Linked DNA regions of Homo sapiens: region 2 is linked to region 1. Evidence: read pairs that join two places in POLR2A ChIA-PET (ENCODE). Cell type or tissue: PC-9. All regions are shown on one strand.

The links. Peaks named below come from ENCODE experiments on the same cell type or tissue, not always from the same donor. Only the 100,000 strongest peaks of a DNase experiment are listed, where the experiment ranks them.
Region 2: POLR2A ChIA-PET joins it to region 1 with 8 read pairs; 1 of 35 experiments calls an interaction of 5 or more read pairs at or near these places.

Annotation. Positions count from the first base shown.
Region 1 is chr12:132,592,075-132,596,074 of GRCh38, forward strand. It overlaps LOC124903062 (a long non-coding RNA gene), which reads right to left and starts at 2,390. Exons shown (of 2, transcript XR_007063549.1): 1 at 1,267-2,390; 2 at 957-1,099. It also overlaps a transcript of LOC105370094 not described here. RefSeq lists an enhancer at 2,054-2,103. In PC-9, no CTCF peak of the experiment used is centred here; a DNase peak (open chromatin) is centred at 2,067; H3K27me3 peaks cover 1,367 bases.
Region 2 is chr12:131,453,017-131,457,016 of GRCh38, forward strand. It overlaps a transcript of LOC101929974 not described here. Among named protein-coding and RNA genes, the nearest start is that of LINC02370, 110 kb to the left of the region's middle. RefSeq lists an enhancer at 1,656-2,161 and a silencer at 1,738-1,787. In PC-9, CTCF peaks have their summits at 1,887 and 2,100; a DNase peak (open chromatin) is centred at 1,872; H3K27me3 peaks cover 1,962 bases.

The DNA.
Region 1 (4,000 bases):
TGGCGGGCGCCTGTGGTCCCAGCTACTGGGGAGGCCGAGGCAGGAGAATGGCTTGAACACGGGAGGTGGAACTTGCAGTGAGCCGAGATCGCGCCACTGCACTCCAGCCTGGGCGACAGAGCGAGACTCCATCTCAAAAAAAGAAAAAAAAGAAAACCCTGGAATTCCAGTCCGACCGCACAGGGCTCATCCCGTGCTCCTGGCATCCACTGGCTTCCCCACGGCGGGGAGCCCGCCTGCTCCCCTTGCAGATGCCCCTACTCCTCACCTGAGCCCAGCACCCACCCGGGGCCGCCCACCCGGCACAGCGCCTGCCCTCTGCTCGGCCCCGGCCACCCCAAGCCGGCGCAGGGTCCATGCTGTACTCCCAACCCCTGGCTCCCCACGGCCCGTGAGGATGCTCAGCCTCATGCAAAGGTCTCAGGACGAAATTGTCCAGGAAGGGAAGGCGAGCGGGAGGAAGGGGGCGGGCAGACAAGCTGTGCGGCCTCTTCTCGCCTCTCCTGGCTGCGCCCTCAGGTCCCCGATTCGAGCTTCCTGCCCCCACTGCCTGCATCCTACCGGCGCCTGACTGCACTTAGGGCCTCCTGGAAGTGCAGACTCGCCTCTCCATCTCAAGACCCTTAACTTACTTACACCTGCGAAGCTCCTGTTACCACATGTGGCAGCACTCCCAGGTTCCACGGCGGGGATGCGTCTCCGTGCCGTCGCTCAGCCGACCACGCAGCCCTCCCGGCCCCTTCCTGTCTTGGATGCGGCTGAGATTTCTGGAGCACAGCAGCCGTCCTGCAGCTGCAGCGAGTATTTAGAGTTCATAGCACAAGCCTGCCCCTATTTAAGTTGCAGAAATAACACATTTATCTCCAGGATTTGCCCCAACCCTTGCTCATCTCCAGGCCTCAGCCTTCCTGACACAATTCCACCTCCCTGGTACAGATGCTCGTGGCTCCTCAAGACACATTTTAAATCTTTTTTCTTTATTGAGCTGAAATTCACATCACATAAAATGAACCGTTTTAAAGCGTACAATTCGGTAGCATTTAGTCCATTTGCGATGTTGAGTGACCCTCACTCCCGTCTGGTTCCAAACGCTCTCCACCTGGAAGAGAACTCCCTCCCCGTGAGCATCTCTCCCACCGCCGCCCTGGCAACCCGGGCCTCCTCCCGCCTCCGGACCCGCCTGTTCTGGGCCTGCATAGAAACGGAAGCTCACAGTCGGGGCTGTGTGTCTGGCTTCTGTCCCCCATCGCCATTCTCCAGGCTCACCCCCTGCAGCCGTGCGGGCCTCATTCTTTTCCTGGTGGAATCCTGTTCCCTGGTGTGGAGGGCCACGCTGGGCTTATCTGTCGATCGTTTGTGGACACCTGAGCAGCTATGAAGAGTCTGCTTTGAACATCTGTGGACAACAATTTGTGTGACGTCTGTTTCCGATTCTCTTGGGTTTGTCCCAGGAGTGAGCTTTGGGGTCAGATGTCCAAGTTCACAGTCACACTCGAGCCGTGACCTCGGCCGGGGCCTTGCCAGGTCCAGTCCTGGCCTCAAGATGCCCCTTCAGGGTCAGCCCGCAGCCAGGGGTCCCAGAGCAGGCAAGGGCTTGAGGAGGGCCTCCCGGGGCTGGGGCACCTGCCTTTCAGGTGAAATATCAGAGTGTTCAACCCAGACCATACCAATGGCACCCGCGCGGAGTGCAGTCACCAGGGAACCGCCCTGCGGCGATGGCCCCGGCGGGGAGAGGGTGGGTGACGTGCGCTGCGGAGCATCTGCCCTGGTGGAGGTGCAGCCCCACTCAAAAAGGTTCACCGTGTGAGTTAAAGATGTTTACTGTGAACCCTGAAGCAACCACTAAAACAACAAAACAAAATTCTGGCTCATAAGCCAACAACTGCAATCAAACAGGATCATCAAACAGAATCCAAGGAAGGAAGAGGAAATGGGAAAGGGAGAGCCGGTGACAGCAGCGGGAGCAGAGAGCAGGACGGCGGGCGTGGCCTCTACACAGTGAGACCAATGGGAGCAGAGAACAGGATGGCAGGCGTGGCCTCTGCATAGTGAGACCAAAGGGAGCAGAGAACAGGAAGGTGGGCGTGGCAACTGCACACTGAGACCAATGGGAACAGAGCAGGACAGCAGGCGTGGCCTCCACGCAGCCACAGCCACACCGGAGCAAGTGGTCAGACAGCCCCAGTTAAGAGCAGAGATTGCCAGGGAGGGTAGGACAGCAAAACCCAACGCTAAACTGCTCATGAGAAATGCACTTTAGATATGGACACCAATAAGTCAAAAGGACAGGAAAAGCTATGCCATGCAAACAAAAATTTTTAAAACCTGCAGTGACTATGTCAATATCAAAGTAACTTCAGGGGCCGAGCACGGTGGCTCACGCCTGTAATCCCAACACTTTGGGAAGCTGAGGCGGGCAGATGACTTGAGGTCAGGAGTTCGAGTCCAGCCTGGCCAACATGGCGAAACCCTATCTCTACGAAAAATACAAAAAGTAGCTGGGCATGGTGGTGGGCGCCTGTAATCCCAGCTACTTGGGAGGCTGAGGCAGGAGAATCACTTGAACCTGGGAAACAGAGGTTGCAGTGAGCCGAGATCGTGCCACTGCACTCCAGCCTGGGCAACAGAGCGAGACCTTGTCTCAAATAAAATAAAATAAAAACAAATATATATTAAAATTTTAAAAAATTGCAGCTGGACACGGTGGCTCACGCCTGTAATCCCAGCACTTCGAGAGGCCGAGGCAGGTGGATCACCTGAGGTCAGGAGTTCTAGACCAGCCTGGCCAACATGGTGAAACCCCGTCTCTACTAAAAATACAAAAATTAGCTGGGCATGGTGGCGGGCGCCTGTAATCCCAGCTACTTGGGAGGCTGAGGCAGGAGAATCACTTGAACCCAGGAAGCAAAGGTTGCAGTGAGCCGAAATCCCGCCACTGCACTCCAGCCTGGGCGACAGAGTGAGACTCCATCTCAAAAAAAAAAAAAAAAAAAAGAATTCCCAGGCAAAGAGCTATCAAGGATGAAGATGCTCTCAGGCAGTCTCAGGCAGGCAAGGGTTCAGGCACACATTTATTCCCTGCATATTTTCTTTGGAAGCTACCAGAGGAAACATTTAAGTAAAATAAGAGTGCACACCAACAAAAAGAACCCAACTGGAAGGACAGCAAAGAGAAGCTCCAGATGACCGCCTCGCAGCAGTTAGAGGTGGAGTCTGGGCTGGCTGCAGCGGCTTACGCCTGTAATCCCTTTGGGAGGCCAGGATGGGAGGTTCGTTTGAGGCCAGGAGTTTGAGACCAGTCTGGGCAACATAGCAAGACCCCATCTCTACAAATAAATAAATTAGCTGGGCATGGAGATACGTGCCTGTGGTCCCAACTACTTGAGAGGCTGAGGCGGGAGGACCCCTTGAGCCCAGGAAGCGGAGGCTGCAGCGAGCCGGGATTGCACCACTGCACTCCAGCCTGGGCAACCATATCTGTCCTCACGAGACACAGGAACCTCATGCTAAGGGAAGAGGCATCGGGGAAGAAAACATGCAGCATAAAGTTCCTGATTTCTCACCCCATGAACTCGACAATTAGCTTGTCAAATTGTGTTAAATTTTTTAGCTGTGACCTTTATGTTGGGATAGCACTGGATTTATAAGTGAATTTGGGGGAGAATCGATGTGGATCTGAAACACCACACAGCTCTCAGGGCTGATTCCGTTTCCTCTTTCGTCATCTGGTGAAGGTTTTGATTTTCCTCATCTAAGTCTCGGAGCTCCTGGTGAGTTTACTTCCAGGTGTTCAAGCTTTGACGACGGTGGTGAGTTGTCGCGGGCCACTGTGGCCCGGGTGACTGGACGTTTTCTGTTTGTATCTTGCTCCCTGGCTATGGCAGATGCTCCACTTGCCAGGTATACTCAGCTCCCCACACCGCGAGCACACGCAGGACTGTGCGTCCAGCCCTCATGGCTGTTCTGGTTACAGGCCCGTTGGGGAGCGTGCGCTGCCTTG
Region 2 (4,000 bases), 1.1 Mb before region 1:
CCTTCTGTCGCCTAGCCTGTAGTGCAGTGGTGCGATCTCGGCTCACTGCAACCTCTGCCTCCCGGGTTCAAGTGATTCTCCTGTCTCAGCCTTCAGAGTAGCTGGGATTATAGGTGTATGCCACCATGTCTGGCTAATTTTTTGAATTTTTAGTAGAGACGGGGTTTCACCATGTTGCCCAGACTGGTCTCGAACTCCTGACCTCAGGTGATCCGCCCACCTTGGCCTCCCAAAGTGCTGGGATTACAGGCTTCAGCCACCGCTCCTGGCTGAGATTTTTTTATTTTCCTTTACATAGATTACAACAATGTGTGGAGAAGGCTTGAAGACTATTTGAAGATTGTTGCAATAATTTTTGTGTTTTATAAAGACGTGAATTCAAGTACATCTCTGTTCAGGCTCTTTATATACCTAAAGTCTTATGCCTAATTTCAAAGGAGTTTACACTCTATGAGAGTATTATTGAACACTTAATAAGAGTCAGGCAAATGCTTTACATGATTTATCTCGTTTAATCCTCACAACCATCCATTGTCACTAGGTAGGCCATACTGTCTTCCCTATACTATAAGTGAAGAAATTGAGGCCTTGGCAAGATTATGCACACTGGGCAATATCTCACAGCCAGTATATGTGGAGTCTAAATTTGAATCCAGGTGGTCTGAATCTAGAAGCTATATTCATGAACAATTTAACCTTTTATAATATAAATGTAAATGGACTTGCTTGAAGACAGAAAGTATTAACAGGAGTATATGATGCCTAGAGTCTAGGAATAGAACCAGAAACTCATGGTGAAGGGGTTAAGAGCATGAGCTTTGGGGACAGGAGGTAGCCCTTGGTTTCATTTCCAACCAATCCTTATTACCTCTGTAATTATATACAAGTTCCTGAAGACCTCTCAGAACTTTTGTTTCTTCATCTGCAAAAGAAGGTCATTGTGATGATGTATTTTATGTAAAACACATAGCACAGAATATAACACATAGTAAGTCCTTAATAAATATTAAGCAAAAGAGGGAAAGATATTCTAACTTTATCCATAACTATCTCTGAATGTTTATAAACAGAGTCCCTAGGGAAATACAAGTGCTGCCTGAATATCTGTGTTTAAGTGTAAACCCATCTAAATAAAATCAATTAAACTGGAAGCAATATTTCATAAGGAAAAGACTAGAGGTTACAGCTCTTAGCCTGCCTGCTATTAACCATCTTTGGGATCTTACTTAATATAGGACTTCATCATCACGATGCAGTTTAAGAGACTGCTTCCTGAACTGTCTATTCCAGACTTATGCTGTGTCCTGGGGAGGTAAGAGGGCTTATACATTGCCCCTGCCCCAACTTCACTAGATCAAGATTTTTCTCACTGATGAAATGCATAGGTGGAAGGTGAGAAAGGTTTTACTAAGCTGATTTAAATTATTTTGATTTTAAAATTAAAATTATTGTGATTTTTATCATTTAATTATTTTGCCAGATGCATCTATTGGGTATTAATGTAATGAATCACAGTTAAAAGTTTTCCCAATTATCAAAAATAAATAAATAAATAAATAAATAAATAAATAAATAAATAAATAAAACAAAGAGCATTTGCAGTGAGAATGGGCTGCAGTAGGGTGAGCACTGATGGGAATTGAAGTCCACAAGCTGGCAGGTGGGGCCCTCGTCCCCGGGGCACATGGCATAGGGAAGCAGGAGAGGCGCCCAGGCCTTGTGGGCCTGAGGTTTATGTGACTGGGAGGGTGTTCCTGGGGAAGACACTACAAAATCACACAGAGTTGCAAGGGACCCTCTCACACTCTGCAGAGGCCCATGTGACACGGCAGGGACAGGAACTGCAAGCAGCTCCACTGCAGGAGCACCTGCCCCCCTTGTGGCCATGCAGGGCATACACAGCCCGGCCATGCAGCAGCTCCCAGCCACTCCTCACATGCCCACAGCAACTATCGCCTAAGGAAGAGACGTCTCCCGACCACAGTCACCAGGCCACACGCTCCCTCCAATGGCTCCCTTCCTTTCTGGGTCAAAGCCTGACACTCCCTGGCTCCTGCCCCCACCCCTGCCTCAACATCTGTGCCCAGCCCCACAGCTCCATCTGCTCCTTAAACCCCCGAGCTCCTTACCTGGACATCAATGTGGTGGGGAAGGCCAGCGAGGAGCCTTAGAGGACGTGACTTTTAAGCAGAATCCTTAAGAAAGAGTGGAACGTGGCCAGGTAGAAATCTGACGGAAGTGTCCAGCAAAGGCAGGCCCGAGTCCCAGGATCCCCGACGGTTAGGAGCTTGGTTGGCTGAGGACAGGTGTGGGCAGCTCCTGCTGAGGCAGGAGAGGTAGGCAGCGCCAGGCAGTCAGGGCCTATTAGGACGAGGACTCACCCAGCCTGAGGAGACTCTGAGGAAACGCGTGATGCAGACAGACTTAAAACTGTAAGAGGCCCCATGGCTGCTCTGGACAGGGAGGGTTGGCGGGACAAAGGCAGGTGGAGGCGCCACGGAGTCTGTTCATGGGGGTTCAGGAGAGAGTGATGAGGGTGGGCTGGCACCGAGGGGGCTCCTCCAAGGGAGGGTTATGAGAAATTCCCTTGGGGCCAAAGGGGATTGACATGTGGTCATGGGAAGGGCAGCCCGGAGACTCCCTCCTGAATAGTCACCAAGGTCCAGTTCCCTTGTGCATGGCGGAACCCAGGCCTGTGGGCGGCTCTTCCACCCCATGGGGTGGGGGCACAGGACAGGGAGGAAGCACTTTGGGGACCCCTCAGAGCCCCGGTTCAGCGAACCTCAGGAGCCCGCGCAACCCACAGCCCATTCTGGAAATGGTGGTATCCCACCCAGGGGCCCAGTGGGGAGGGGAGGTGGGCCAGGCTTTCCACTGTGCTCTCCTTGTCATCTGCAGCTGAGACTCCAGCCCAGCTCACTCCTGTGTCTTCTCGTCCTAATCTCTGACATGAGTACAGTAGGACTCACCCGACAGCAGGTGCTCTCAGATCCCTGCCCATTTCTGGCCAAAAGAGCCTTCAGGACAGCCCGGCAGTGCCAGGAATCGGGAAGCTCATGGGGACCGCAAGGTCTGGAGATGGGAGGGCAGGGGAATGTGTGTGTGTATGTGTGTCTGTGTGTCTGTGTACGTGTGTGTGTGTGTCTGTGTATGTATGTGTGTGCATATGTATGTGTATGTGTGTGTATATGTGTGTGTGTGTGTCCTTCCTGGAGCTTCTTAGTGTACCTGCAAATGCCTCCAAGAGCAACCCACGTGCCTGTCCTGGGCCTGTGGCCCTGATGCCCTTTCATCCATGCCCCGCCCTTCCTGATCTGCTGGGAATTTGTGGGGGTTGGGGGCTGATCTGCTGCGAATTTGTAGAGTTGGGCTTCCCACACCCCTGGTCAGCTAGCCTCAGGCTGAGCTCAGACAGTGAGAGGCCCTGGTGGGTGATGGGGGGCGGGGAGGAGCCAGGCTATTCCCCATCCTTCTCTGCCTCAAGCGCCTCGGGCAGCTGCCTGTCTTCCCTGCCAGCTCCACGTCTCAGGGGTCCTGGGGCCACCACACACTGCGTGATTAGAGAGTGGACTCCATGGCTTATTACAGAGAAAGGCCACGTAGCAAGATCAGCAGGGGAGAAAGACCCAGGGGAGTCCACCAAACACGCGTCTTGCTCCAGCAACCAAGTCAGCAACACATCCAGAGTGTCGCTTCCCAGGGAGGCCGTGTAGGTCTCCGAGTGCGGGGCTTCTACAGGGGGCTGGTCACATAGGCACCCTCTGCCTGTGCAGCCACTGTGGTGACAGAAGTCAGGCGTGCGCTGATCACACTGCAGAGTCCAGGCAGCTGGTAGGGAACGGCTTAGTTCCCTGAGTGCACAAACGACCTGGTCAACCAGTCACTCAGGAAACGTTCCAAAAGCCAAGTTCCCGGATGCTGGCTGGGGATCACCCGGATGCTGGCTGGGGATTACCCGGATGCTGGCTGGGGATCACCCGGATGCTGGCTGGGGATCACC